2 separate regions of the Homo sapiens genome follow, and region 1 is linked to region 2. A link is a loop called in an ENCODE intact Hi-C map of the cell type or tissue named here. Cell type or tissue: Calu3. All regions are shown on one strand. Links, peaks and the distances in the headings refer to the core of each region. The heading gives the core; the rest is flanking DNA. Region 1 has its middle 29 kb from the start of RSL24D1. Region 2 has its middle 84 kb from the start of UNC13C.

Region 1 (16,231 bases), core at 3,556-11,555, 1.3 Mb before region 2:
AAGATCATGTTCTCTCAATGCACCACACACATGACAATATTTCATCCCCACTGTTAGTTATATGGACTCCCAGAAATAAAGTTTACCTTACTGAACAAGTTTTCTTTCTTTGAGTTGAGAAGTCTCCATTAGAGATTAGGTATCCAGGAGGATTTGGGTCAAAGCAGCAGAGGATGAGCTCCAGTAGCATTGAGAGAGAGGCCTCAAATCTGATTGCATATTAGAATTATCTGGGGCAGGTTTATAATTGCCAGTGCCTGGGCCTCTCCCAGAATAATTAAATGAAAATCTCTGGGATTGGGGCCCAGGTGCTGGTATTTTTAAAAAGCCACCAGGTGATCCTAATGTGTTCCCAAGGTTCAGAACTAGTGATCTATGTAATAGCTAGAATTTCTTAGTTTAGGCAATTAATGTAAAGGTGTTTTCAAATAGTGCCTTTTCAAGAGGCATGTTGTGAAACACTGTATTTATGTTATCAAGTGGCTCACCAAAATAATGAGAACATTTTTAGATTGATGCTTGGATAACTACGGTAGCAGTTACATAATTTTCCAAATACCTAATAGGACTGCACTATGATAGTTAGCTGGATGTTCCTTGAGCTGTAAAACAGGGTACAAAGACAATCGTTTTCATTTTTTATTGGAGTTTGATTAATATTCTCTCTGGGTCGATGCGACCTTGGAATTAAACAGTGAGGATTGCATGGTCCATTTGCCAGGATCTACATATTTTATCTTTAATTCTCCCAATTATGAAGGCCTGGCTAAGACTTCTGCTTGGATCCTAAATGAGGCACTCATCATAATCTTGTCCTTCCATTGGTGCATGGTTTATCACACACACAAAAACTCACCTAACTTTAAAAGGAGGTGAAGAGGACATATGCAGGGAGGACATTGGGGTTTTTATTCCAAGATAAGTGAGTTGTACCATCTGTGGACAGGCATAGCAGTAAGTGGAATATTACTTGAAGCATTTTATCAGAACCTCTTTGCTACAGTTTGGATGTTTGTTCCCTCCAAAGCTCATGTTGAAATTTGGTTGCCATTGTAATAGTATTGAGACACAGTATCTTTAACAGGTGATTAGGCCATGAAGGCTCCACTCTTGTGGGTGGGTTTAACGCCTTTAAAAAATGGCTCTGGGAGTGGGCTCTGTCTCTCCCATGTGTTTTCTTGCCCTTTGCTTTTCTGCCATTGAATGCCGCAGATAGAAGGCCCTCACCAGATGCGAGTCCCTCAGCCTTGGACTTCCAGCTTCCAGAACTGTAAGAAACAAATTTATTTTCCTTGTAAATTACCCAGTCTCAGGTAGTCTGTTTAGCAGCAGCAAACAGACTAAGACATTCTACCATCAGATTTGTGTTTCCCCAATGACATTGGAGTTCAAGGTCCATTAGTGAGATATGGACAGGTACAGTGTGTTAGTGCAGATGAACTATTCAATCTCATTTTGGAGGGTTTCCATCATAAAACACAAATGATTTAGTCAAAGCAGCATCTTCTGAATTTCTTAGCTGACTTATAAAAACAAATAAGCCACTTTCTGTCTTTATTATTTTCTTCCCAGGAAGGGAGCTTTACAGTCATGAGGGTAGTAAATAAGTATTACTTTTTAAAGAAGCTCTGGAGCTATGGGGATTTAATAAATAGTTCATTGCTTCCCTATCTCCACCAAAATCTCTTCACTCTAACTGCAGCCTTGAAACCCAAGTGTTCGGGTTTGGACTTTTTTTTTTTTCTTTTGAGACACAGCGTCACTCTTGCCCAGGTTGGAATACAGTGGTACGATCTCGACTCATTGCAACCTCTGCCTCCTGGGTTCAAGCGATTCTCCTGCTCCAGTCTCCGGAGTATAGCTGGGACTACAAGCACCTGCCACCACTTGCCCAGCTAATTTTTGTATTTTCAGTAGAGATGGGGTTTCACCATGTTGCTCAGGCTAGTCTTGAACTCCTAGCCTCAAGTGATTCACCCACCTCAATCTCCCAAAGTGCTGGGATTACAGGCGTGATCCACCGCTCCTATCTAGGTTTTGGACTTTTAATCTACCTCTTCTTAATACCCTTCCCTCTTCTCTAAAAGCAAGATATATTTATAGCCTATTTATTACTTTGGGATCAACTTCAAATGTTTATTTTTGGATAAGATGAGTGAGTTACAAAACTAGCAACCTGCAAAGTGTTTGAAAGTTTAACTGCTATTTTTTCGGTTATCCATTCACCCATTCAATGAATATTATTGAGGTGCTACTATGTGCCAGGCACTTCTAGACATGGTGGGGATATTATAGTAAATGGAACAGATGGCAATCCTTGCACACATGGAATAGTGAGGGAAAGAAAGTCACAGAGGCTGACACCAATCACAAATGGAAAATGATACAAGGTGTGTTAAGGGTTTTAAAAGAAAAATGACATAAAAAATATACAAAAACTTGACTCGGAAATTGTACTTAAGAAATATATCGTAAGGAAATAATTATGTGCCCAAATATGCACGTACTAAAATATTCACTATATTTTTTAGCACAACATTGAAAAGAAGAACTAGTTAAATAAAGTTAAGGACTGATTAAGGACTAGTTAAATTAGATGCTGCAGTCATGTGTCGAATGACATAGAAAGATGCTTACAATACATTAAATGAAAATTGCTGGTTTCAAAATTGTATGATATGATTCCTCTAAAAGAGTAGTTTTCAAGCAGGAGTGATTTTTGCCTCTGAGGGGCCATTTGTGAATGTCTGGAGACCCTTTAGGTTGTTACAAGCAGGGTGGAGGTTGGTGCTACTGGCCTTTAGTGATTAGCAGTCAGGCATGCCGCTGAACATCCTGCAATGCACAGGACAGCCCCCTACCACAAGTAATTATTTGGCTCAAAACGTCAGTAGTACTGAGATTTAGAAATCCTGCTTTTAAACAATTACAAATACCATTGCAAGGACAAATATTTTCTGAATAAATAGCATTATGGATGTTTTAAATGTTATTTTTCTTTGTGTGTTAATTCAGATGTTGCTTTAAATGAGAAGTACTGACTTTGTAATTAAAAACAAAAACTATTTTAAAATGTGCTAAATTTTGGACCTATCTCAGCCTGAGAAGGTTTTTTTCTAAAAAGGTTCAGGCATCTTTTTATTTTCCTACTGCTCTCCTTACCTGTGCACACCTCATTGCCTGTATCTGTGATGCCTCTATTTGGAGGGAACCTGGGTTATGCCTGGGCCTGGTTTACTCCCATAACATGGGTTGCTGTACTTGCCCACTTAATTGTGAGCTCTATCCATCCAGGAAAGTAATCTGTTCCTTATTTTGAATAGCGTGTTCTTAGAAGTTCATGGGTTCTAATTGAAGGAAACTAGAGGGACCCCTTCCATCCTTCAGCAAGGGTCCCCAAAGATAGGCAGGGTGCCCAGAGAATGCCTCAACTGCTGAGAACTCCACCCTTTCAGGTCCAGTGCAGGCTCATCTCCAGAAAAGCTGGGTTAGAGTTGTCTCACTGTTTGGGTTGGAATATTGTGATTTCTAGGAGTGGAAATGCACTTGCTAATTTAGCTATCTCCTCTTTATAAGACGCTCATGGAAATAAAGATTAGCCATAAAATACCTTTAATGAGCTTCCAAATTTTATCTGCAAGGAACCCAGGGCCTGTGGCATTATACTGGTTTGTAGAAGACTCCTGTGGTGTCTGCAGAAACTTTCTCTGGTGAATATCTAGAATTTCCATTACTTTGAATGTGTACATGTTATTAATCAAGGAATTAATCATCCCCATTCTCTTTGATTGAAAGTCACATTACCTTGGAAGGACAAGGTGTTGTCAAATGGGCAAGGCAGATCATATGTTTTCTTTTACTGGACTCCTTATTTTTCTAATTACAGCCTGTGTATCCTGTGCTAGAGAGCCTCTTGAAATTAACTTAATTTACTATCACACTTGTAACATACCCATTTATTTGGGCCTGTGAATATGTGTGCACTCCATTTGATTACATCTAATGTTCTCCCTAAATAAAGAGTACAATTAATTCATTAGAGGATGGTTTGTTTCCAGGGGTAAGTGCCAGTTTATGATGATTCCATCAACACTTGCACCACATTAATTTATTTCCAATTTAATCAGTGTTTAAATTGAACTGGGATCAGGCAGAACAAAACACATGGTTTTGCATAATTATAATGGAGCAAATGGAAATAGTCATAGCACTTCAGCATTAGAAACCTCACTGCAGAAGCACAGATGGGTTAGGAGATGTTGATTAAAAAAGATGTCTAGGAATAAATCCTCTGTAAGCACTGTATTAAAATCCAAGTGCCTGCAGGACAAGCGACTTTGCATTAATTACTAAAAAATTTCTTATTCTGGGTATAGCTTTCTGTAGAAATCCTACAGATTGAGTAAACTGTGGAGGCACTCCTTTTCATGCTCCATTTAACTTAAATTATTAGCTGGTTCAGAAAGTTGTTTCTTCCCAGACTTGTCTAGGAAGTTCAATATTTAGCAATTACCCCTTTGTGCTTCTCGAACCTTCTCCAAGCCAGTGTCGTTGAAGGACAGATTTGCCATGTGGGAAGGTGGGCTACCTTGGAAAACAGATTTTTGGTTCGGAGCTTGTCTGAAACTCTCTAGATTAAGAATTGTGGCCGGGCGCAGTGGCTCGCGCCTGTAATCCCAGCACTTTGGGAGACCGAGGTGGGCGGATCACCTGAGGTTGGGAGTTCGAGACCAGCCTGACCAACATGGAGAAACCCCATCTCTACTAAAAATAGGAAATTAGCTGGGTGTGGTGGCACATGCCTGTAATCCCAGCTACTCGGGAGGCTGAGGCAGGAGAATCACTGGAACCCAGGAGGCAGAGATTGTGTTGAGCCGAGATTGCTCCATTGCACTCCAGCCTGGGCAACAAGAGCAAAACTCCATCTCAAAAAAAAAAAAAAAAAAAAAAAAGAGAGAGAGAAAGAAAAAAAAAGAATTGCACTGGATGGGTTTGCTCCTTCAAAACTAACAGGAGAGAGAGGCTGAACAAATGGTGTTCTTCAGGCAAGGGGCTTCCTGACGTGTAGTCATTTGTTAACTGCCCGAGTTTTGGTCTTAGAATTTCTTTTCCCTCTCCTCCTCTTCCTTCTTAATAAATCATCACAAATACAGTTGAAGTCTCCCCTTCCACACTGTGTTCCATTTCTCTCCATTCAGAGAACCCCTAGAGAACCACCCCCTTTTTTTAAATTAAAATTTATTTTGAAATAATTTCAAACTTAGAGAAAAATCACAAGGACTGCACAAAGAACTCCCCATATCCCCTTTAAAGGAATAATGATAATAATAAAGTGTTTTTAATTCCTGGCATGTATTTTATTGGAGGCATTTCTGTGATTGGAACGGGAGTTGAGGCAATGTCAGATGTATTATAACAAAGTAAATTCCTTAAATTGTCGCGCAGTGAAACATTAACAGCAGTAACTACCCTTTCAAATTCCTTTTAGTTTTCAATAGAAAGGGCCAGAAAGTGCCTTTACATTTTTGTCTTGGAACAACTCTGCAATTTCATCTTGATTTAATATTTCTAGTAATAAAGCATCTTCCGACTCCACATTCTTATCTCTGGGCAGACATTTTATTCTTAAGAATTGTAGTGATTGATAAGAAGCTAAATGGAAATGATTAACGTGTCAATGATTAATAATTATAACAACATTCAAACACTTAGAAATTATAGTATTTCATCAGATGTCTTTTTAAAGAGGCATTTCTGGCCAGTTGTGGTGGCTGACCTTTGGGAGGCTGAGACGGCTGGATCACTTGAGGTCAGGAGTTCGAGGTGAGACTGGCCAACATGATGAAAACCCTTCTCTACTAAAAAAAAAAAAATACAAAAATTAGCCGGGCATGATGGCAGGCACCTGTAATCCCAGCTACTCAGGAGGCTGAGACACGAGAACCACTTGAACCTGGGAGGCAGAGATTGCAGTGAACTGAGATTGTGCCACTGCACTCCAGCCTGGGGTGACAGAGCGAGACTCAGTCTCCAAAAAAAAAAAAAAAAAAAAAAAAAAAAAAAAAAAGAGGCATTTCTGTGAGAAGAGCAGCAGGTAGGCAAGCCAACTTTCCCAGGGCCTATAGCCCCTTTTCCCCGATTGTAGAGCATCCTTCCTTTGGTCCCCTGTGAGGGGCCAGCAGATTTCTCTGCTCTCTGCGGTGGGGGTGGTGGGTGGGGGGAGAACCACTCTTCTGAAGTGGATATTTACCTTTTCAGGCGTGTTTTCATAATTTAGCTTCGTCAGTCTATATCCACAAACAATATATTATATTATTTTGCAAGTACTTATACTTTTAAAAAATGATCTCATGTGAGGATGTCCTATTGTATCATATTTTTTCACGAAACATTATTATTGTTATATCCATGTTGTGCATACAGGTAGACTTAGCTTATTAATTTAAATGAGGTATAATATTCCATCATATAAATGTACCACAAGTTGTTATCCATTTGCTGAGTGTTAATTTTCCATTAAATAAATGCCTGCTTTCTCACAATTACAATTAGTGAAGATCCTTTCATCTGTGGTTTTGCTGGGATTTGAACTTGAGATCATCTGACCAGTAAGCCCGTGCTTTCCTCATTATATTAAGATTGCCTCTCAAGTAATAGACTTCTATCATAATCCAGGTTGATTTGGTGGAACACATTAGCTAAGTATTTAAATTTGGTAATGCCATTTTCTCTCCAGACAGAAACACTTTACTTATTTCACCAGACATGAAAAGTGGATTTAGTGTCTCAGGGTAAGTTGTCGACTATAGCAGCCACTAGCCCACACGTGGTAACTGAGTGCTTAAAAAGCGGCTAATTACGTGTGTGTGTGTTTAAATATACCTTTCCCCATGGTGCTGAGATGTGTTTTAATTGTAAAAATATATACCAGATTTTGATGGAAAAAGTGTGTAAAATATCATTAATTTTTGGTATTGAAATAATATTTTGGATATATACGTTTAAATAAAAATGTAGCCAGGCGTGGTGGCTCTCACCTGTAATCCCAGCACTTTGGGAGGCCAAGGTGGAGGATTGCTCGAGCCCAGGAGTTTGACACTAGCCTGGGCAACATGGCGAAACCGTCTCTACTAAAAATAGAAAAATTAGCAGGGCGTGGTGTCATGCGCCTGTAGTCCCAGCTACTCGGGAGGCTGAGGTGGGAGGATCACCTGAGCCTGGGACTTGGAGGTTGGAGTGAGCCGAGATCACGTCAGGCCGCTGCACTCCAGCCTGGGCCACAGAGCGAGACCCTGTCCCAAACAAAGTAATGAAAATTGATTTCATCCATTTCTTTCTACTTTGTTAATGTAGCTTCTTGAAAACTTAGCTACATATTGTGGCTATTGGATAGTGCTAGTGAGGGATTTATTAGGTTGAAATGATCAAGTATGTGCTTCTGGGTGCCAGGTGGGGGCAGCAGAGAGTTGCTAGAATCAGGACTCCTAAAGGTGCTGTCCTACCAATCCTAGAGGCTCAGAAAGACAGGATGTCAGTCAGCAAAGGGGTTAAATGGGAACGTAGTCAACAAGGACCCAAGGATCAAATCCTGCATCCTGGTTGAGAGGGATTACAGCTAGGGCCACCTAGAGGAGAGGGGCTGCTTAACAAATGAAACCTCTAATAAAGCACAGTTTTGAAGTCACACAATTCTGTGTTTGAATTTTGACTTTGTTAACTTGGGTAAGTTATTTGACCTCTGCAAATCTCAGTTTTCACATCTGTAAATTGGAGATGATAGTACATATTTATATTTTTTGTTGATGCATGTAAAGAGGTTATCACATATATTGAATATTTTCCATTTTTATTTTCCTTATTTTAATGTGTCATTGAGAAGGCATAAGAAGGTATAAGAAGGTACCTCTTGCCTTTTGAAGCAGTAGACTCAGGCTGCAGGTCTTACCACATATGGGTTTAAAGTGACTCACATAAGGCTCACCATTTCTTATCCACTTTACATCTTCAGGTAGAGATGAGAAAGTTCTCTATTTGGAATGGTATTCCTTGTACATTGGAGTTCTTACTGTTTTATCTCTTGCCAAACAAAAGCCTTAAATAAATTTCTTTTTTTTTGGCTCTCAGCTGGGTAATGCATGCATTTGTTCATCACAGAAGTTGCCCCGTCCTGTGTTAAGCAAGCCTTAGGGATGCAGAGATGAATGAAATGTAGTCAAAATACCTACAGCTAGGTGAAAGAGCTAGATGAAGGTCACCTAGCTATGACACAGTGTGACAGGCACCAAAGTCAAGTTATGAGAAAGTTAATTCCATGGGGAGGGCAGCGAGGGTTTCAGCGATGGCCTTGAAAAGGAGAGGACGTTATTGAGCTCCTCATCATCCCATTTTCTAAAATTCCCAGTCTTCCAAGTTTCAATGACTTTCATCTCTACCAATCACCAGCAAAGCGACAGGCTAGAATGCATCACCAATAGAAACTGCTTTATTTTTTAAGTCCTGAGCTCTGATTTTTCTCTCAGTACTGCCCAATATCTCTTATCCTCCTAACTCTGTTTAGGAAACTTTTATTGAGCAGTTTATAAGTACAAAGATGGTGTTTCTTCATAGGCATGGGCCTTCACACTCTTGCTATGATTCTTCTTACTGCATTGATTGCCTCCACACAGACCTCAGGAAACTGAATAGTGTTTCTTCCTGTTTGCTCTCTAGGTAGAAGACAGTAGACATGGCTCTGTCCAGAATTATTGCTTAGATCATTTTCCCTTTCCACGGAGTTCCAGATGTGTCAATTTGGAATGCTGTTCTTTTTTGAAATATTTGCAATTTAAATATATAATTAAAAGCTAATGATCGGGCATCTGCTTATAATAGGAGAATTTGGTTCTGCAGGTTTCTGTTAGACTGCAGTCATATTATTGACAACACTGGCATTCTGAAGAAAAGCCTTCCAATATGGCTTCAGGTTGTAAACCATTAGGTTGGTACTATTCTTTAATGAAGTGGTCTCTAAAGTGGGATGTGGCTATTCAGGGGCTTGCAAGGTAATTCAAAGGGATTCAGAAAGAAAACATTAAGCTATTATTTATATTTAGCTTTTAATCATCCTTTTATAACATATATGTTTTGTGTATGCTTTGTAATGTTTGTGCCACAATACAAGTATATAATAAATGTACATATACTAAGGGTGAGCAAAATTTTTTAGTGATGGGGCACACATAATCAAAGAATTCTGTAGACAACTAACTGCCCTAATGTGTTAGAATTTTTGTGATTTCTAGTGACAGAAACCCAACTCAAAAGAGCTTCTAGAAAGAAGGCACTTATTGGCATTCCATACTGAAAAGACCAGATGTGCAGTTAGCCTCAGGTACGAGGGGCCAGACACTTTGTGGTGTTGTCAGGGTGCACACACTCTGTCCGTCAGCTGTGTATGTGGGGAAAGATGGCAAATTGAGCTCTGAACTCACACTCTTCCAACTTACCACCCAGTGGCAAGAGACTCTCTTCCTTGGCATTCCAGACTGATTGGTATGAGTGGGTCCCATTCTCGTATCTGAACCAATCACTGTGGTCAGTGGGAATGGAATATTCAGGTTATCTGGATTGATCCTGTTCTTAGGGAAAGGAAGCAATATGGTTTGGCTCTGTGTCCCCACCCAAATCTCACCTTGAATTGTAATAATCCTCACGTGTCAAGGGTGGGACCAGGTGGAGGTCATTGAATCATGGCAGCGATTTCCCCCATGCTGTTCTCGTGTTAATGAGCGAGTCTCACGAGATCTGATGGTTTTATAAGCATCTGGCATTTCTTGTGCTGGCACATTCTCTCTCCTGCCGTCCTGAGGAGGTGCTTTCCGCCATGATTGTAATTTTTCTGAGGCCTCCCCAGCCATGCAGAACTGTGAGTCAATTAAACCTCTTTCCTTTGTAAGTTACCCAGTCTTTGGTATTTCTTCATAGCAACGTGAGAATGGACTAATATGGGAGGATATGGAATAACCCCGTGGGAACCACATGGTAAAGGTTTCTGCCAGGAAAGAAAAAGGGGATCTAGGAAAGTGGACAGACTGAACATGTAGCATTTTCAATGAAATTAGAACTGATTGCCACGGGAGAGGTCAGGACAAAGTAGCCAGTCCAAAGATGTTAAGATCCATAACCCAATCAGTAACATTTACAAAAATAAGTGAGCATGAGAAACTGAAGTGAGCTGCCAGGTTCATTCCTAGGATGAGAAAAGTTGTATGTTACATGTGTATTAAGGTGACACCACCAAGTCTAGGTTAACATTGCTTTTGAAACCCCATGTTAAAGAAAGGCTGAGATGTAATTTCTCCCCTTCTAGCACTGCCAGTCAGCTTTCTCAGAGTGAACCTTGCGGTGCTTATCATATCAAAAGCTTTGGGGTCAGAGTGGCCCTGGTTTGCATCTTGATTCTGCCACACACTAGCTGTGTATATGCTGGCCAGTTTACCAGAAGTCTCTTAATCTCACTGACTTCACTTGTACCTCTCTGGTAGGGCTGTTGGGAAGAGAATATCCAGCATAGTTCCTAGCACTTGATAAACAGGAAGTTTTATGTTGTTACTGCTAATGCTGACGTTTTCCTCTTCAATGAGTTTGGTCAAATTCCTAGTTTGGGATCCAGGCAGGGTTGATTCATCTTTGGAAACCTCACTGAGTCTCCAACAAACCTGGCATGTAGTAGGTGTTCAATAAATAACCGTTGAATAATGAATGAGGGAATGATTGTAGCTTATTTTGTTTCAAATCTTTCCCAAAGGGTTCCATTATGAAATACTGCTTAAACTTGCAGCTCTACCAGAGAACAAATTATTCTTTGAACAAGAAAATTATTTCTTAGTGTTTTCCCTCTAGCCTTCTGAAATGTGGACCAATATTACTGCAGGGAAACTTTTCAGTGTATTGGGATTTTAGCACGGGCTTTCTGCTGAAGTATACAATTTTTCATGGCTTATTTTTACACCTCATAAAATATTTTGATCTGTTTTCCTAAACTGACCATGGAAGACCTGAGTAGCTGTCCTCACCGACTTTTCCGGAGACCCTTTCTCACTAGAGAAGAGCTGAGAAAGCTGACCTGGTCTGTAATGGTCTGAGATGCTTGAAAAATCAACTTGGGAGTAAAAGGTACAGGTTTTCTTGGGCCAACTTTGGACCACTCTTGTGACTCTCAATGTAGAGGAAGTTGCCATGGAAAACAATCATTTAAAAGACACACTGTTCTTTTGGGAGATGGTGATCAAGAGGAAAGTCGTATATATTTTCTTACATGCTACTGAAGGACTGACTCATTTTTGATAACCCGTATTTGCCCAAGAATCTGGTATACTCGAGTTTTTGGCTAAAGGGAAGCAAACTAGTAACCTGCCCAAGATGCTGGCAGAACTTCAGCCTTGGGAAAATGTTGAGGTCTCCAGGACTCTCAACTCTAACCCCAAACTTCATGCTTGCTGAAGACACAGCAATAATACTGGAAGGGCTGGCCAGCTGCCAAGAGAACATTCCTGTCACCCTGATTTTAAGAGTAAAACAGACAAATGAAGTTGGTGACTTCAGGTCTAATGATTGACCACAGCCAAAGTCACTTTGGATTTTTCTTCTAAAGATAAGAAAAACTACTGGGAAGATGAGACATTCTTTCGGTCTGATCTACAGGAGGAATTGTGTTTCCAGACGGCAATGTAGCTTTGCTCCCCTGCTGGAGAGGAGAAAAATAAGTAATAGGGTTTGTGTGAACTGGGCAGAAAATAAGGGCCTGAGGACCCAGGCTGACGAATGGTGAGCAGAGGAGGGCATGAAGTGGGCTTCTGCTGAAGGTGCGGTGGAAAGGCTGCGCATCTCTCCGGCTGACCTTACTGCTGCAATTTGCACGGATGTGAAATGAAATACAAGCAGGTAGGCGAACCCGCTGAGGCCACTGACAGCCATGTGACAGCCTACCAGTCAGGGTGAAATGTCTCCAAGGCAGTGACAAGAGCTGTAACAGGGAATATTTTCACCAATAAGAGAAGCTAAGGACCTAGGACAGACTCCAGGCAAGCTCTCTGATGGAAATACAAAAAGGGATGGCTTTGCTCTCTTCTGCCCTCATTTTTTCCCATCTCCATTGTTAGTCCTGCCAACAGAAGGCAGTGGGCTTACAGACATGGGTTGAATTATTCAGCTGTTGATTTTGAATAGAAAAACACTGTGAAAGAAAATAATCATGAAAAATGTGTTTACGAGGAAGACTTGGGATATTTTTCATCAATAAAGCATCAAGAAGCGATTTCAGATTATATACCAGGGAATGGAGCAAATATGACTCAGGTTCTGTAACTTTTAGAACTAGCTGTCTCCCCAAATACCATGAGATTTCATTCAGTGGTGATTGCAACCTGGCATTTTTACAGAGATCTAAACTTTTTCAGGGTACGTTTGCATAATTCTTTCATTTAAGGTGTGTTACAACCCTGCACAGTTTGAAGGGCCCATATTATTATTCCCCTAGGATAGATGATCAAACTGAAACTCATAAAGGCCCCACAGACTTGCTCAAGGTCACATACCCAGTTAAAGGTAGCCCTAGGGCTGGAACCCAGGCCTCCATTCTCTTAGCTGTTTTCATGTCATCACACAATGCTACCTCTGTTTCAGCATAATAACATCTCCTGCTTTGACCTGGACCAGTTTGTAGATAACCCAGCCTTTCAGAGAAACATGCTGGAGCTTCCTCTGTGGGAATTCCAGCATATCTTGGTGTTCAGAAAGGCAGCTAGATGCTAAGAGTGGGAGGAGGCTTATACTGCTCCTTTCCAAGAGGGACAGGATAGTTTGAACAGACTTGCAAGGGGAACGTTTCCTCTTCAAAATCTTTGTTTTGTAAAAATAGACGCCATTTGGTAGCAGCCTAGTGTAGAGATAATTAGAGTGGCTTGAATAAATTGAGCTCCTCTCAGGTAGTTTTATTTCTCCAACACTATGCTTAAAGAGTTTTAAATGACCAAGATTTCTCAAAATATTATTAAGTAGGAAATGAGCAAATACAATTCCAACTACTTTTATGAATCCAATATTGTAATAATGTTTCTTAGTCAAATAAAAATACATTTACCTAGAACATAAATACATAGGAGAATGGGTAAAGGCAGCTATATCCTTAGAAATAATGTTTTATCTTCCCTTCATAGACATTTATTTGGTATCAAAAGATAATAACTAGGCTCTATTTCCTGTGAATAATTCCAGCAGTAAAGAACAAATTTCTTTTTTTTTTTATTATGTTTTAAGTTTTAGGGTACATGTGCACAATGTGCAGGTTTGTTACATATGTATACATGTGCCATGTTGGTGTGCTGCACCCATTAACTCGTCATTTACATTAGGTGTATCTCCTAATGCTATCCCTCCCCACTCCCCCCATCCCACGACAGGCCCCAGTGTGTGATGTACCCCTTCCTGAGTCCATGTGTCCTCATTGTTCAATTCCCACCTATGAGTGAGAACATGGCGGTGTTTGGTTTTCTGTCCTTGCGATAGTTTGTTGAGAGTTATGGTTTCCAGCTTCATCCATGTCCCTACAAAGGACATGAACTCATCATTTTTTATGGCTGCATAGTATTCCATGGTGCATATGTGCCACATTTTCTTAATCCAGTCTATCATTGTTGGACATTTGGGTTGGTTCCGAGTCTTTGCTATTGTGAATAGTGCCGCAATAAACATACGTGTGCATGTGTCTTTATAGCAGCGTGTTTTACAATCCTTTGGGTATATGCCCAGTAATGGGATGGCTGGGTTAAAAAAAAAAACAAACAAATTTTTATTTTTTTTTTGAGGACTCTCATTTGGTTTTCCATTGGTAAGGCTGCATACAATATAATTTAGGATTCCTTTTTTCAATCACTGGCCATTTGCCATAGGGGAAACCAGTGTTCCATCACTCATCCAAAAATGGGCATTTGTTTGTAGTAACCATTATTGTGGGCCTTGGGGAGCTGTTTAAGATGAAACACTATTCATGACTCTCTCCCTTTCCTCAAGACCAAGAGTTGGTTATCATCAGGTATCGCACCAACAGCACAGACAGGGGACAGGACGTTGCTGTCTCAGGCATTTGTTCTGGATCGGGGTTCAGATTTCCTCCTTCACAAAGTCTGCAGCTTTATGGAGCTGCTGTAGGGACTTTCCCTGCTTGACTGGATTCTCAGTGGCATAGATTCTGCTTGTGGGCAGGCCTTGGCCACAGGGTGGGGACCTTGGCCACAAGGACCTGCAGGCCACTTATGGGCCAGGCTGAATTGAACAGCATATTTACTGAGAGTGGCAAGAGGCATCCTAACTAGGAACTGAGTGCCAAATCATAGTCCAGAGCTGAAACAGGGTCTTGGAGCTGGAGAAGTGGTCTGGAAGGTAAAGTAATACTATAAACAGGAAACAGAGCTGGTAGAATGAGAAAAGAGTGGAGAGTTGAGGGGGAGTTGGGTTGGGGTGTGTCACTTAGGACAGAGGCACTGAATAAGCAGAGGTTCTTCTGGAAGCCCGCAGAAGCATCCTAAGAAGGGTGTACTTTATCTGTTCAAAGCAAAGGCTAATTGCAACAAAACAGCCCTTTCTTTTATAAAAAATTAATATTAAAAAACTATAATTGTATGCGTTTATGGGGATGCAATGTGATGTTTTGATATATGCAATGTGGAATGATTAAATCAAGCTATTAATAATTAATATGTCCATCATCTCCTTTGCCTGTCATTTTTATGGTGAGATATTTGAAATTTACTCTCTTGGTTATTTTGAAATATGTAATACGTTATTATTAACTATAGTCACCTTGCGGTGCAATAGATCTCAATACTTATTCCTTCTATCAAACTTTGTATTCTCTGACCAGCAACTCCCCATCCCCTCCCTCACCTCACCACACAGCCTCTGGCAACCATGACTCTACTCTCTATGAGTTGCTATATAATTCACATTCCTACTAACAATGTACAACAGTTCCCCTTTTTCTACATCCTCAACAACATGTATCTTCCATCTTTTTGATAAAAGGCATTCTAACAGGTGTGAGATGAAATCTCACTGGGGTTTTAATTTCTCTAATCATTAGTGATTTTGTGTATTTTTTCATGTCTGTTGGCCTTTTGTATGTTGTCTTTTGAGAAATGTTTGCTCAGGTTCTTTGCCCATTAAAAAAATGTGGTTGTTGGCTGGGTGCGGTGGCTCATGCCTGTAATCCCAGCACTTTGGGAAGCTGAGACGGTGGATCACGAGGTCAGGAGATGGAGACAATCCTGGCTAACATGGTGAAACCCCGTCTCTACTAAAAATACAAAAATTTAGCCGGGCGTGGTTGCGGGCGCCTGTAGTCCCAGCTACACTGGAGGCTGAGGCAGGAGAATGGCGTGAACCCTGGAGGCGGAGCTTGCAGTGAGCCGATCACGCCACTACACTCCAGCCTGGGTGACAGAGCGAGACTCTGTCTGAAAAAACAAACAAAAAAAAAAAACCAAAAAAAACCTGGTTTTTTCTTGTTATTGAATAGTTTGAGTTCTTGAGTTCTGTATATATTTTGTATATTAACCCCTTGTCAGATGCATGTTTTGAAAATATTTTCTCTTATTCTGTGGGCTGTCTCTTTACTCTGTTTTTTCCTTTGTTTGCGGAAGCTTTTTAGTTTGATGCAATTACCTTTGCTTGATTTTACTTTAGTAACCTGTTCTTTCAGGGTTATATAGAAAAAAGCTGTTTCCCAGACCAATGATGTAGAGCTTTTTTCCTGTGTTTGCTTCTAGCTGTTTTACAGTTTCAGATCTTACATTTAAGTTTTTAATCTATTTTGAGTTATTTTTGTATATGATGTGAGACAAGGATCTAATTTCATATCCACTTTTCCCAATATCACATTTATTGAAGAGACTCTCCTTTCCCCATTGTATATTCTTGGCAACTTTGTTGAAAATCAGTTGACCACAAATGTGTGGGTTTATTTCTGGGCTGGGCTTTTCCATCCTGTTCCATTTGTAGATGTGTCTGTTTTTATGTGATACCATGCTGTTTTGATTACAATTGGTTTATAATATATTTTGAGATCAGGTAGTGAGATGCCTCCAGCTTTTTTTCTTTTTGCTCAAGATTGTTTTGGCTATTTGTGGTCTTTTGTGGTTCCATACACATTTAAGGATTGTTTTTTCTATTTCTGTGGAAAATGACATTGGAATTT
Region 2 (16,231 bases), core at 3,865-11,864:
CAAAAGAGTAGGATATATTGAAAATATTGAAGAAAAAAAGTATGCCTGAGAGAACATGATCTTAAAGGATATATGGAGAGGTGAAAACTAATGCACATGTGGTGGTATTAGTCTTAGGATAAAGGTCATTTCTTCCATTGAGGAAAATGGAAATGGGTAATAACTTAATTTTGTAGATAGAGGGATAGGAATCCTCAATTTTCACCATAAATAAAAAAAGTGGTCTGCTGAGATAAGTCAGAGATAAGAGAGACTTGAAGAGAGGAGTGAAAACATGAAATAATCAATTACCTTTAAACTTTCATTCATGAGAATATCCAAATGTCTTGGGTGCAGTAAACATACACTCTCAAATTTCTGATGGCATTATAAATTGGCAAAATGTTTTTGGAAATCAATTTGGCCTCAAAAATATTCATATGTTTGACTCCATTGACTATTTCTCATAAAACAATTTACAATAAAGACAGAGTTTATATACAAAAATGTTAATTTCAACATTATTCATTATAAGGAAAAATCCTGGAAGCAACCTAATTGTCTATAGATAGAGGAGGGACTAAATAAATTATGGCACATCCAAGTAATAGAGATCTATCAGCTGGTCATGGTGGCTCACGCCTGTAATCCCAGCACTTTGGGAGGCCGAGGCAGGCAGATCACCTGAGGTCGGGAGATCGAGACCATCCTGGCTAACACAGTGAAACCCCATCTCTACAAAAAAAAAATACAAAAAAAATAGCTAGGCATGGTGTCAGGCACCTGTAGTCCCAGCTACTTGGGAGGCTGAAGCAGGAGAATGGCATGAACCCGGGAGGTGGAGCTTGTAGTGAGCTGAGATCGTGCCACTGCACTCCAGCCTGGATGACAGAGTGAGACTGCATCTCAAAAAAAAAAAAAAAAAAAGAAATCTATGAAGACATTAAAATGATGCTTACTAAGAATCTTTAATTTAATGGAGAAATTCTTTTTATAAAAAATAAACCCATGACTATTATGTTAATCGAATATAATAAATTAAATATAGAAGAAAATGAATAAAAATCATGTGTATAGAATAATTATTATTATACTTTATATGTGTTTTTGAGTATTTTCCACATTTTTAGAGATGTATGTTACTTTTGTTATGAGAAAATACATACCAAACTTTTAAATTCATCTTTTGGTAATTTATCAAGACTAATGTTGAAAAGGAGGGAAAAAAAATGAATGTACGTTAAACCCTTATGGAAAAAGAAGATAAAACAGGGAGCATGAAGTGCCTATTCCTGTAGCTCAATTGATTAACAACATAGTACATTTTATGAGTCAGTATTGCAAATGTACACAATCAAGATTGCAGATTTGGGACCCAGATCTGTTGAACTCTCTGAGATGGGACATTGATCTGAGTCTTTAAAAGTTGGATGATTTAAAGTGGAAGATAATGCATTTTTGGCCCACAGTGAAAAAAAAATAGAAGTTTGATGAACACTGGGCCTCTATTTTTATACTGCAATATCCCCTGAACATCCTACTGTTGCCCTCCTTGGAGGAATTGTGTAGCTACAGTGATTCATAATCCCCACCATATCTCACTGGTTTCCTAACAATGAGTCCAAACAGCAGTCGCTATTTGTCATTACTCTTGCTTTTACTATTGTTTACAGTAAATAAACATTTCTCTGTCACCATGGCTAGTAAAGCTAAAAGAAAAGATAATCTGAAAAGCCCATATGTTTCAAGAAAAATAAAGAACATGTTTAATTCTTTAAGTACAGAATATTCCTCTGTGTCTGATATTCATACATCAGGCCCTCTTCTCCAATTTTTATAACTCGTATGGCCATCCTAAACACTTATGTCTGCAATCCTGGAATAAGTCTGGGGACACATTATTGTTAATAACATAAACTGCTTACTATATTTTAATACTAAAAAATTATAATTCCTTATTAAATCCATAGGGTATCATTCTAGTCCCTCATTAATTTTGAATTAAATAGATGTACTATTTGCGGAATAATATGATTGAAGATCGAGGGGGTATTTTAATAGTAGGATTCAGGCTTGACTTTCTGGAGATTTTCTACACAAAGATGAAATAGGATATATGTTATACTAATCTGATGACAATATAAAATAAAATATACATATGGCAGAAAACGAAGAGCTTTCTCTAGGGTGGGGTAGTTATCTGTTGGGGAGATGGGACTTGAACCATGCAGAACTGGGTGAGACTTTCTCATGGGAAGGACAATAGCCAAGATAAGAAACTAAAAAGGAACCATCTCAGAAGCAGAGAGACTGCCAGCACTTTGGGAAGCCGAGGCAGGCAGATCACCTGAGGTCGGGAGTTTGAGACCAGCTTGACCAACATGGAGCAACCACTCTCTACTAAAAATACAAAAATAGCCAGGCATGGTGGCGCATGCCTGTAATAGCAGCCACTCGGGAGGCTGAGGCAGGAGAATCGCTTGAACCCGGGAGGTGGATGTTGCGGTGAGCCGAGATCCTGGGCAACAAGAGTGAAACTCCGTCTAAAAAAAAAGTAGAGAGACTGGTTTTTCAGCTAAGCGCTCATTTTGGTGAACAGTGACTAAAAAGTTTGCATAAGAAGAGTGAGTTAAGAAAATTGGTCTCTTGAAATTCAGGAAGAGAAGTTTGGAATGTAATTCTTTTAGAAAGCAAAGCTACTGCATGCTTTTGAACACAAGAAGTTGATTTTCAAGAAGTTTAATTTGCAAGGAAAGTGGTTTGAAGGAAGCGATTTGAGACAAAGAGGAAAATGATGTGTTTATAACAATTTAGATTTATTCAGAGAGTCAACAGATTCTTGCAATTCTTGCAGAGCACTTGTTATGAGATGCTGTCTATTAGGCATTAAGGATACACAATAATCAAATTCTTTGACCTCAAAGAGCTTATATTCCAGTGGACATAGGCAGATAATAAACATATACATAAATAAGTGCAATAGTGTAACAGGATATAGTGCACAGAATACTGATGGTGTTAAAATAATCAGAGAATGCTTCTCTGAGATGTGACATTAATCTGAGTCTTTAAGGATGAAAATGAGGTTACTATATGGAAACACATTGGAAGAACGTCCAGCCAGTAGAGATAAGCACAAAACCCTCAAGAGGAAGTGAGCATGGTGTGGGGGACAGTTGGGGATGGGGTGGGGGGCAGTGTATGGAGAAGTGTTGGTCAAAGTGGACAGACTTTCAGTTGCAAGATGAATGAGTTCTGGGACTCTAATGTACAGCATAGCGAATATAGTCATAGTTATTACCAATAATACTGTATTGTATACTTGAAATTTGTTATGGAAGTAGATACTCAGTATTCTTATATTTTTTTAAAATTGGAATATTAGGTGATAGATGTGTTAAGTAGCTTAATTATAGAATCATTTCACAATGTATACATATCAAATTATCATATTGTACACCTTAAATACATACACATTTTGTCAATTATACCTCAATAAAGCCAGAATAAAAACCTAACTTTAAAATGGCCCAGTCAATAGTCAGCTCCCTGCTCCCTTGGGGAGCCAATACCTTTTGATTCTTTTCTCATTTACTAGGGAATCAGAAGAGATCAGGGTAACCTCCCTCTTTAGGCTACTGTTTGGGGAAATGTTTGATTTTTTTGAAGAATATAGCTATTAGGAGAAAAAAAAGTGTGTTAGTGTGTATGCGTTTGTGTGTGTGTGTGTGTGTATGTGTCTGGAAAAGAATTTCAATAGACTTTTAGAATCAGTTAGGTCAAGAAAAGCTGCACTCAATAACCTTACCATCTTACCCTGATCATTTCAAATAGTTTCACTAGCACCATATTTAAAAGATAAGCATGACTGGTTTAAAAATAATTGAATAGTCCCAACTTTAACAGTAGAAGATGATGATGATGATGATGATGATGATGGTGGTGGTGGTTGTGGTGGTCATTATCTCTGTATAAAAGGAGAAAGTCTGCATTTTTAGGACTATGTGCACCAGCAGGAGGAAGTAATGTAGAAGATCTTATATTGAACTATCAGCATGGGTCTCACAGCTGGAAGAGTTAGCCCAATAAGAGAACATTTGTATAGAGCAGCATTTTTATCACAAGATGCCAGTGCTCAGCAAGGTTTTTATTATACAAAATCAAAGGACTTAAAATACTCAACTAGAACTACAGTTATCAAGACCAAGAGTTTTTCAAAGTACAACATTAATCCCCCAGGATTTTTAGTAGGGGTTAGACAGAAAATGAAGGCGGTCGGGGCATTCTCAGAGAAAATAAATCTGGAAAGTGTCAAGGTAAAGTTAAATGGATTTTTTAAATTACAGCACATAGAAGAACTTTTAATATGCTAATACACTTTCTGATTTTCCAAGAAAGGGGTCTACGTAGAGTGTCATTTAAGGGATAGCTTCTCATCAAGGAAATTCAGGAAAAGTGGCCAAAATGGCATTGGGTAAGGCCTGAATAGATGATGCTATAACAGTGTGATGACCTTGTGGATCAATTCAGTTGAGTTGTAATGTATTGCCATTTAAATGTATGTATAGCCAGGTTCCATGGCACACGCCTATAATACTGGCTATTTGGGAGGCTGAGATGGGAAGATCACTTGAGGCCAGGAGTTCAAGACTAGCCTAGACAACATAGTGAGACCCTCATCCCTACAAAAACAAGGAAACAATAAAATAAATGTATGTATAAAATTATTGTTGCTATCCATGTACTCGAAAAAGTTCCCAAAGCATCAAGTAGTATAATGAGAGATGACTGAGCTGGTAATCAGGAGGTTGGATCTTAATCTCTATTTTTACCATTTTCCGGATCCAGTCCATTGGACCCCATTGAGGACTCACTGATTCTTTCATTTATTCAATGAGCTTGATTGTCTCCTCTGTGTGAGACAAGACTTCTAGGTGCTAGGGATATAGCAATAGATAAGAAAGACCAAGTCCTTGACCTCATAGAACTTACATTCTAGTGAAGAAGACAAATAGTAAATAAACATATAGTTTCACTGTTGGATAAGGTATTATGAAGTGAGGGAGGAAAGCAGGGTTCAGTTACTTTCTCTACAAAATGAGGAGGCTGGACTCTGTCAGTGATTTCCACAGTCTTAAAGTAATTACATGTAACAGAAAACCTCAGTAACCTAACTATGTTGGCTTCCCAAATAGAAGTTTATTTTTCTCATTAGAGAAAAAGTTAGGAGGTAGGTCATCCAGGACAGGTGGAGTAGTTTCATGAGGTCATCAGTGTCCCGGGTGTCTCTGATGTTTCTATTCACCTTAGGGTGTGGTTTTTAATGCTAATGGAAGATGATGCCAGACATAATAAAAAAGGAATTGCTAAAGAATATGGGATAGTCCCCACATTTAGAAAGCCAGAATTTTCTAAAAATCCACAGCAGGCACTCCTTACATCTTTAGGGAGGCTGAGAAACATGAATACTTTTCAGCTGAGCAACTAGTTGCCCTGAACATGACCTGGTTCCCTTTAAGGAAGAGGGATGGAGTGGAAATTAAGTAAGTATCTAGTCTGCCATAAGGCTTAGGGGTGAAAAACATATATCCACTTCACCATCCCATGTATTATTATGATAATAACATTGAATATTGTAATAATACTCATACTAATATCCAACATTAAGAAGAAAATACTGATTCACAAAGAAGTATTTACAAATGACACCTTTGCTAAACAAATACACAAGCTCAGAAAAATTGACTAAATTGAACCAGAAGAGCACAGCAGCACTCAACTTAGAGGAAGTGCTAACACTACAATGAAAGACTGTGGCACAATTCATTATTAGATCTTGCCTTACTGTCACTTAATTGTATTTGGTACATATATGCTCTAGGAGTATTTTTTTTACATTTCTTACAAGTAAGGTGAAAATCAAACACCAAATGAAACAGTGATAGTTACACACTTTTCAACGAAAAATGTGTTTATATGATATTCAAATGTATTCATGAAGATGACTAGAGAAGTGTTCTCCTAAGGAACTCTACATTGGCAATTAAAGTTGACTTGATGATGGTCACTAATGGACATTAGCATATTTAAATTCATGTGTTGTTTTTATTATCATTTTGTTTGAGATGCATTTTAAAGTAAAAATCAAATAAAATGTTGGCAGAGCTCTGAAGAAAGAGAATGCTAAAGTTAAAATATACTGGACTAAGTGGCCTCAATCTTACCTACAGACTCAGACTTAATTTTTTTACATTTTACAAGAGACCGATCTTTGTTAAAGACATTAAGATTGAACAATGGATTAATGTTAGTCTTAGTTCATATTTTCAATGCTCAAAGAACAGCAATTTCACAAACCTTTGAATAATTTGGAATTGACATTATAAAACTGGAGGAAATAGTAATGATATAATGAATTCAAAGTCGAGTAAATCCTTCTCGTCTGTAATGCCTAAGAAACACAAAAAGCACTATTCATTCTTCAGCTATCTGCACACATTCTAATCTCACAGACAGCTGGAGAATAGAAAACTTGTCTACAAGGGATTTGTATGTATTACTAATTAGATATACAGCTTACTTCAGCTGGGATATCTTTTAATTATGTTTATTAAAACAGTCTGAAATATATTTATAAAATATATGTTTTTATTTTATCAATTTATGAACATTCAATGATCTCTTCTAAGATTTACGCAGTAGTAGACCATGCCTAAATTACTTACAACCTGTTTTCCAAAAGACAAAGACCATTACATGACACAAAATTTCTTTCTTTTTTTTTTTTTTTTTTTTTTTTTGAGATGAAATCTCACTCTGTCACCCAGGCTGGAGTGCAGTGGCAACCTCCGACTCCTGGGTTCAAGCTATTCTCCTTCCTCAGCATCTAGAGTAACTGGGATTACAGACGCCTGCGACCACACCCAGCTAATTTTTATATTTTTAGTAGAGACGAGGTTTCACCATGTTGGCCAGGCTGGTCTCAAACTCCTGACCTCAAGTGATCTGCCCACCTTGGTCTCCCAAAGTGTTGGGATTACAGGCATGAGCCACCACGCCCAGCCTCGACAAAAAATTTCTAAGGAATGATCCTAATAACAGTAAAAGCTTTATTCATGGAAACTGATCACTAGATAATTACATATTTATCTAGTGATATCTAATGTAATATTGATAAACATAATTATCAATATAATACTATGTGGAACAAATTGTGATCAAGGAATATTTAAATGAAATAATATAGTCCATGAGTTGATTATTATTGAACATGGTGAAGGGTTAATGGGGCAATAATTTACACTAATCTCTTGACTTTTGTAAATATCAAAAGTTTGCTATAATAAAAGTTTTACAAAATTATAAAAAACTCATTTACAGTCAAATAAATGAATAAATAAATATTTCAGAAAGAAATGTTTCTACTGATAATTAAAACAAAACCCAACCAAAGTGACATAAATAAATGGGGGTCTATTTCCATAATAGCAAGAAGTCTCAAGATACTCAGGTCTCTCAACAATTGTCTTCCTTATTTTCTCAGACAGCAGCTACAACTTCAACCATCATGCCTCCATTCAAGGCGTAAGAGGGGAAAGTGACTGTGCCAGCAGACTTTCGCCCATAACTCCAGGCCAGTCAGATGACCACTTCTTGCTATAAGGAAAGCTGGAAAATTGATACTTGATTTTCACTTTCTCTATAGTAATCAGGAAAGGGATAAAGGGGTTGGGTTTGTTGAGCCAACCTACGGTGTCTGCCAAAGCAACTATAAGAATATTTAGGTAAACAGTTGTACATTCATTCAACTGACTATTATTAAGCCATTAAGAAATAAATACCAATATTAGCAAAGATGGCCAAATAGGAACAGCTCCAGTCTGCAGCTCCCAGCGCGATTGACACAGAAGGTGGGTGATTTCTGCATTTCCAACTGAGGTATCCAGTTCATCTCACTGGGACTGATTGGACAGTGGGTGCAACCCACAGAGGGCGAGCCAAAGCAGGGTGGGGTGTCGCCTCACCTGGGAAGCACAGGTGTCGGGGAATTTTCTCCCCTATCCAAGGGAAGTCGTGGGGGAAGGAGCCTGAGGAACTGTGTGCTCCAGCCCAGATACTGCACTTTTCCCATGGTCTTCACAACCCACAGACCAGCAGATTCCCTCCAGTGCCTGCCCCACCAGGGCCCTGAGTTTCAAGCACAAAACTGGGCAGACACCAAACTAGCTGCAGAAGTTTTTTTTCCAAACCCCAGTGGTACCTCGAATGTCAGCGAGACGGAACCGTTCACTCCCCTTGAAAGGGGTGCTGAAGCCAGGGACCCAAGTGGTCTGGCTCTGTGGGCCCCATGCCATGGAGCCCAGCAAACTAAGATCCACTGGCTTGAAATTCTTGCTGCCAGCACAGCAGCAGTCTGAGATGGACCTGGGATGCTTGAGCTTGGTGGGGGGAGGGACATCCACTATTGCTGAGGCTTGTGTAGGCAGTTTTACCCTCAGAGTGTAAACAAAGCTGCCAGGAAGTTCAAACTGGGCGGAGCCCACTGCAGCTCAGCAAGGCTGCTGTGGCCAGACTGCCACATTTCTGCTCTCTGGGCAGGGCATCTCTGAAAAAAAGGCAGCAGCCCCAGTCAGGGACTTATAGATAAAACCCCCATCTCCCTGGAACAGAGCACCTGGGGGAAGGGGTGGCTATGGGTGCAGCTTCAGCAGATTTAAACATTCCTGCCTCACAGCTCTGAAGAGAGCAGCAAACCTCCCAGCACAGCATTCAAGCTCTGTTAAGGGTCAGAATGCCTCCTCAAGTGGGTCCCTGACCCCCGTGTATCCTGACTGGGAGATAACTCCCAGTAGGGGCTGACAGACACCTCATACAGGAGAGCTCTGGCAGGCATCTAGCAGGTGCCCCTCTGGGACAAAGCTTCCAGAGAAAAGAACAGGCAGTAATCTTTGCTGTTCTGCAGACTTCGCTGGTGATATCCAGGCAAACAGGGTCTGGAGTGGACCTCAGAAAACTCCAGCAGATCTTCAGCAGAGGAGCCTGACTGTTAGAAGGAAAACTAACAAACAGAAATGAATAGCAAGTCTACTCAAAGACCCCATCTGAAGGTCACCAACATCAAAGACCAAAGGTAGATAAATCCACAAAGATGGGGGGAAACAGCTCAAAAAGGCGGAAAACTCCAAAAACCAGAACACCACTTCTCCTCCAAAGGATCACAAATCCTCACCAGCAAGGGGACAAAACTTGATGGAGAATGAGTTTGATGAATTGACAAAAGTAAGCTTCAAAAGGTGGGTAATAACAAACTCCTCTGAGCTAAAGGAGTATGTTCTAATCCAATGCCAGGAAGCTAAGAACTTTGAAAAAAGGTTAGATGAATTTCTAACTAGAATAACCAGTTTAGAGAACATAAATGACCTGATGGAGCTGAAAAACACAGCACGAGAACTTCATGAAGCATACAGAAGTATCTATAGCTGAATCAATCAAGCGGAAGAAAGGATATCAGAGACTGAAGATCAACTTAATGAAATAAAGTGAGAAGACAAGATTAGAGAAAAAATAAAAAGGAATAAATAAAGCCTCCAAGAAACATGGGACTATGTGAAAAGACTAAATGTACATTTGATTGGTGTACCTGAAAGTGACAGGGAAAATGGAACCAAGCTGGAAAACACTCTTCAGGATATTATCCAGGAGAACTTCCCCAACCTAGCAAGACAGGCCAACATTCAAATTCAGGAAATACAGAGAACACCACAAAGATACTCCTCGAGAAGAGCAACCTCAAGACACACAATCATCAGATTCACCAAGGTTGAAATGAAGAAAAAAATGTTCAGGGCAGCAGAGAAAAAGGTTGGGTTACCCACAAAGGGAAGCCCATTAGACTAACAGCAGATCTCTCTGCAGAAACCCTACAAGCCAGAGGAGAGCGGGGGCCAATACTCAACATTCTTTAAGAAAAGAATTTTCAACCCAGAATTTCATATCCAGCCAAACTAAGCTTTATAAGTGAAGGAGAAATAAAATCCTTTACAGACAAGCAAATGCTGAGAGATTTTGTCACCACCTGGTGGTGGTGTAAGGCTCTTGCCTTACAAGAGCTCCTGAAGGAAACACTAAACTTGGAAAGGAACAACCGGTACCAGCCACTGCAAAAACATACCAAATTGTAAAGAACATCAACACTACGAAGAAACTGCATCAACTAATGGACAAAATAACCAGCCAGCATCATAATGACAGGATCAAATTCACATATAACAATATTAACTTTAAATGTTAATGGGCTAAATGCCCCAATTAAAAGACACAGACTGGCAAATTGGATAAACAGTCAAGACCCATCGGTGTGCTGTATTCAGGAGACCCATCTCACATGCATTGACACACATAGGCTCAAAATAAAGGGACAGAGGAATATTCAGCAAGCAAATGGAAAGCAAAAAAGAGCAGGAGTTGCAATCCTAATCTCAGATAAAAACAGACTTTAAAGCAACAAAGATCAAAAGAGACAAAAAAGGACATTATATAATGGTAAAGGGATCAATTCAAAAAGAAGAGCTAACTATCTTAAATATATATGTACCCAATACAGGAGCACCCACATTCATAAAGCAAGTTCTTAGAGACCTACAGACTTAGACTCCCACACAATGATAGTGGGAGACTTTAACATCCCACTGTCAATATTAGACAAATCAACGAGACAGAAAATTAACAAGGATATCCAGGACCTGAACTCAGCTCGGGAACAAGTGGACCTAATAGATATGCACAGAACTCTCCACCCCAAATCAACAGAATAGACATTCTTCTCAGCACCTCATCGCACTTGTTCTAAAATTGACCACATAATGGGAAGTAAAACACTTCTCAGCAAATGCAAAACAATGGAAATCATAACAAACAGTCTCTCAGAACACAGTGCAATCAAATTAGAACCCAGGATTAAGAAACTCACTCAAAACCACACAACTACATGGAAATTGAACAACCCGCTCCTAAATGACTACTGGTAAATAACAAAATGAAGGCAGAAATAAAGATGTTCCTTGAAACCAATGGGAACAAAGACACAACATACCAGAATCTCCGGGACACATTTAAAACAATGTGTAGAGGGAAATTTGTAGCACTAAATGCCCACAAGAGAAAGCAGGAAAGATCTAAAATTGACACCCTAAAATCAAAATTAAAAGAACTAGGAAAGCAACAGCAGATAAATTCAAAAACTAGCAGAAGACAAGACATAACTAAGATCAGAGCAGAACTGAAGGAGATAAAGACACAAAAAACCCATCAAAAAATCAATGAATCCAGGAGCTGGTTTTTTTAAAAGGTCAAAAAATAGATAGGCCACTAGCCAGACTAACAAAGAAGAAAAGAGAGAAGAATCAAACAGACACAATAAAAAATGATAAAAGGGATATCACCACTGATCCCACAGAAATACAAACTACCATCAGAGAATACTATAAACACCTCTACGCAAATAAACTAGAAAATCTAGAAGAAATGGATAAATTCCTGGACACATACACTCTCCCAAGTCTAAACCAGGAAGAAGTCAAATCCCTGAATAGACCAATAACAAGTTCTGAAATCGAGGCAGTAATTAGTAGTCTACCAACCCAAAAAAGTCCAGGACCAGATGGATTCACAGCCAAATTCTACCAGAGGTACAAAGAGGAACTGGTAGCTGGGCGCAGTGGCTCATGCCTGTAATCCCAGCACTTTGGGAGGCCATGGCGGGTGGATCACGAGGTCAGGAGATTGAGACCATCCTGGCTAACACAGTGAAATCCCACCTCTACTAAAAATACAAAAAATTAGCTGGGCGTGATGGCAGGTGCATGTAGTCCCAGCTACTCAGGAGGCTGAGGCAGGAGAATGGTGTGAACCCAGAAGGCGGAGCTTGCAGTGAGCCAAGATCATACCACTGCACTCAAGCCTGGGTGACGCAGTGAGAATCCGTCTCAAAAAGAAAAAAAAAAAAAGAGGCGCTGGTACCATTCCTTCTGAAACTATTCCAAACACTAGAAAAAGAGAGAATCCTCCCTAACTCATTTTATGAAGTCAGCATCATCCTGATACCAAAACCTGGCAGAGACACAACAAAAAAAGAAAATTTCAGATCAATATCCCTGATGAACATCGATGTAAAAATCCTCAATAAAATACTGGCAAATCGAATCTATCAGCACATTAAAAAGCTTATCCACCACGATCAAGTTGGCTTCATCCCTGGGACACAAGGCTGGTTCAACATATGCAAATCAATAAACATACACCATCATATAAACAGAACCAATGACAAAAACCACGTGATTATCTCAATAGATGCAGAAAAGGCCTTTGACAAAATTCAACACCCTTCATGCTAAAAACTCTCAATAAACTAGGTATTGATGGAATGTATCACAAAATAATAAGAGTTATTTATGACAAACCTCACAGCCGTTATCATACTGAATGGGCAAAAATTGGAAGCATTCCCTTTGAAAACCAGCACAAGACAAGGATGCCCTCTCTCACCACTCCTATTCAATATAGTATTGGAAGTTCTGGCCAGGGCAATCAGGCAAGAGAAAGAAATAAATGGTATTCAAATAGGAAGAAAGGAAGTCAAATTGTCTCTGTTTGCAGATGACATGATTGTATATTTAGAAAACCCCATTGTCTCAGCTCAAAATCTCCTTAAACTCATAAGCAACTTCAGCCAAGTCTCAGGATACAAAATCAATGTGCAAAAATCACAAGCATTCCTATACACCAATAACAGTCAAACAGAGAGCCAAATCATGAGTGAACTCCCATTGACAACTGCTACTAAGAGAATTAAAATACCTAGGAATACAGCTTACAAGGGATGCAAAGGACCTCTTCAAGGAGAACCACAAACTACTGCTCAAGGAAATAAGAGAGGACACAAACAAATGGAAAAACATTCCATGCTCATAGATAGGGAGAATCAATATCGTGAAAGTGGCCAAACTGCCCAAAGAAATTTATAGATTCAATGCTATCCCCATCAAGCTACCATTGACTTTGTTTACAGAATTGGGAAAAAACTACTTTAAACTTCATATGGAACCAAAAAAGAGCCCGCAGAGCCAAGACAGTCCTAAGCAAAAAGAACAAAGCTGGAGGGATCATGCTACCTGACTTCAAACAATACTACGAGGCTACAGAAACCAAAACGGCATGGTACTGGTACCAAAACAGATATTTAGACCAATGGAACAGAACAGAGCCCTCAGAAATAACACCACACATCTACAACCATCTGATCTTTGACAAACCTGACACAAATAAGCAATGGGGAAAAGATACCCTATCTAATAAATGGTGTTGGGAAAACTGGCTAGCCATACATGGAAAACTGAAACGTGAGCCCTTCCTTACACCTTATACAAAAATCAACTCAAGATGGATTAAAGACTTAAACATAAGACCTAAAACCATAAAAACCACAGAAGAAAACATAGGCAATGCCATTCAGGACATAGGCATGGGCAAAGACTTCATGTCTAAAACACCAAAAGCAATGGCAACAAAAGCCAAAATTGACAAATGGGATCTAATTAATCTAAAGACCTTCTGCACAGCAAAAGAAACTATCATCAGAGTGATCAGGCAACCTACAGAAGGGGAGAAAATTTTTGCAATATATCCATCTGACAAAGGGCTAATATCCAGAATCTACAAGGAACTTAAACAAATTTACAAGAAAAAAAAACTCTATTAAAAATTGGGCAAAGCATATGAACAGACACTTCCCAAAAGAAGACATTTATGCAGCCAACAAACATATGAAAAAATGTTCATCATCACTGGTCATTAGAGAAATGCAAATCAAAACAACAATGAGATACCATCTCACGCCAGCTGGAATGGTGATCATTAAAAAGTCAGGAAACAACAGATGCTGGAGAGGATGTGGAGAAATAGGAACACTTTTACACTGTTGGTGGGAATGTGAATTAGTTCAACCATTGTGGAAGACAGTGCAGTGATTCCTCAAGGACCTAGAACTAGAAATACCATTTGACCCAGCAATCCCATTACCGGGTATGGACCCAACGGATTATAAATCATTCTACTATAAAGACACATGCACACGTATGTTTATTACAGCACTCTTCACAATAGCAAACACTTGGAACCAACCCAAATGTCCATCAATGATAGACTGGATAAAGAAAATGTGGCACATATACACCATGGAATACTATGAAGCCATAAAAAGGGATGAGTTCATGTCCTTTGCAGGGACATGGATGAAGCTGGAAGTCTTCATTCTCAGCAAACTATCACAAGAATAGAAAACCAAACACCACATGTTCTCACTCATAAGTGGGAGTTGAACAATGAGAAAACATGGACACAGGGAGGGGAACATCACACTATCGGGGGGTGGGGCGTAGTGGAGGGATAGCATTTGGAGAAAATACCTAATGTATGTGGGTTGAAGGGTGTAGCAAACCACAATGGCACATGTAACAAAACTGCATGTTCTGCACATGTACCCCAGAACTTAAAGTATAATAAAAACAAAAAGAAACAGACCCCATGCAACATGAAGAAAGGGGATTGCCTAATATTAATGTCATATCTGATACGTCTTCAACTTATTAAAAAGCAAAAATCATGAAATCCCATGTATATCTAAAAAAGAGGATAAGCAGTAAAAAATGTTAATAAGAGTTACACTTAATATAATGGTTTGGGGTGTTTATTTTACCCCTAATATACTTTGTTTCCTCACATTTCCTATAATAAAATGAATTACCTTAGAATAAAAAGAATAAACATATTAAATAACGGGGGATTTTAAGGATATCAATAACTGACATTTTTAATGCAGTCAATATTTTAATAAACTTTATTTTTAGACCAGTTTTAGATTTACAAAATGGAGAAGATAGTACAGACAGTTTCCATAACCCTTCTCCTTCCACACACAAACATTATTACATTTTAGATTAGTATGGCACATTTGTTATAATTAATGAAGCCATATTGATATAGGATTAACCAAAGTCCATAGTTACTCAGATCTTCTTAATTTCACCAAGTGTCCTTTTTCTGTTCCAGGATTCCATACAGGATACCACATTGCATTTAGTTGTCATAATTCCATGGGCACCTCTTGGCTGTGACAGTTTCTCAGTTTTTCCTTGTTTTTGATGACCTTGAAATGTTTTAGGAGTACTCCTCACATATATTGTAGGATGCTGCCCTATTGCGACTTATCTGATGTTTTCATCATGATTAGACTGGAGTCATGTATTTGCGGGAGGTAAATCACAGAGGTAAAGTGTCAATTTCATGATGTCATAACAAGGGTACCTACTATCAACCTGATTTGTAACTAGTGATACTGACCTTGATCATCCAGTTGAAATAATGTTTATCAGTTTTCTCCACTGTAGAGTTCCTCCACTCCCCTACCTCCCTTTTTAATGCTGTGTTCTTTAGAAGGAAATCACAATGCATAGCCCAAACTTAAGGAGTGAAGAATTATACTGCCTCTCTTTTAGGGTATAGTGTCTTCATAGATTACTTGTTGTTCCTCTGTGCGGGAGATTTTTCCTCCTCTGCTTATTAATTTATTCAGTTATTTACTTATAGAAGTATGGTCTCATGAATACTTATTTCATACTTGGGGTTGTGGTCCAATACTACTTTACTTCATTTGTTCCTCACCTTTTTCTAGCTTTGGCCATTGAAAGCTCTTTTTGTTGGCTCCTGTGACCCTTTGACATATCCCTATCAAGGTAGGTTTGGGTTTGTTTTTGTTTGGTTTTCTTTCACTTCATAACTCTCTGGAACTACAAATGTTCCAAGCTCATCTTGTATATGCCCCAGTCCTAGAAGCAGTCATTTCTCCCAGAAGCTCTATTTCTTTTTGTTGGAGAATGATATTAGAAACCAGGATTGGGTGTTCGGTATGCTTGTTGGTACTAAGGTGTCATTTCTTATATATACCAATAGAAATACACATATCTATAAATATTTCTGTATGTAACCATCTAAACATGAGTTCCCACCAATGTCTCCAACTCTTATCCATTACCATATAGATCATTCCAGCCTCTTCCTCTTCGTTATCTGTAAATTCCCAACCCAACAGTCAGAAACCTTGTTCCCACCATCCACCATTCATTCACATAATTGATCAATTCCAGTACACAGGTATAGCAGGGTCAGAATTGTTAACCATACCCAACGAGAAACAACC

What was found. Peaks named below come from ENCODE experiments on the same cell type or tissue, not always from the same donor. Only the 100,000 strongest peaks of a DNase experiment are listed, where the experiment ranks them.
Region 1: it touches region 2 in a loop (3-fold over the local background); 4 of 110 quality-filtered maps call a loop at or near these places.

The regions. Positions count from the first base shown.
Region 1 is chr15:55,159,777-55,176,007 of GRCh38, reverse strand. No RefSeq gene overlaps it. Among named protein-coding and RNA genes, the nearest start is that of RSL24D1, 29 kb to the left of the region's middle. In Calu3, for the core only: a CTCF peak has its summit at 7,453 (motif pointing right); a DNase peak (open chromatin) is centred at 7,457.
Region 2 is chr15:53,885,894-53,902,124 of GRCh38, reverse strand. It overlaps a transcript of UNC13C not described here. Among named protein-coding and RNA genes, the nearest start is that of UNC13C, 84 kb to the left of the region's middle. In Calu3, for the core only: no CTCF peak of the experiment used is centred there; a DNase peak (open chromatin) is centred at 8,494.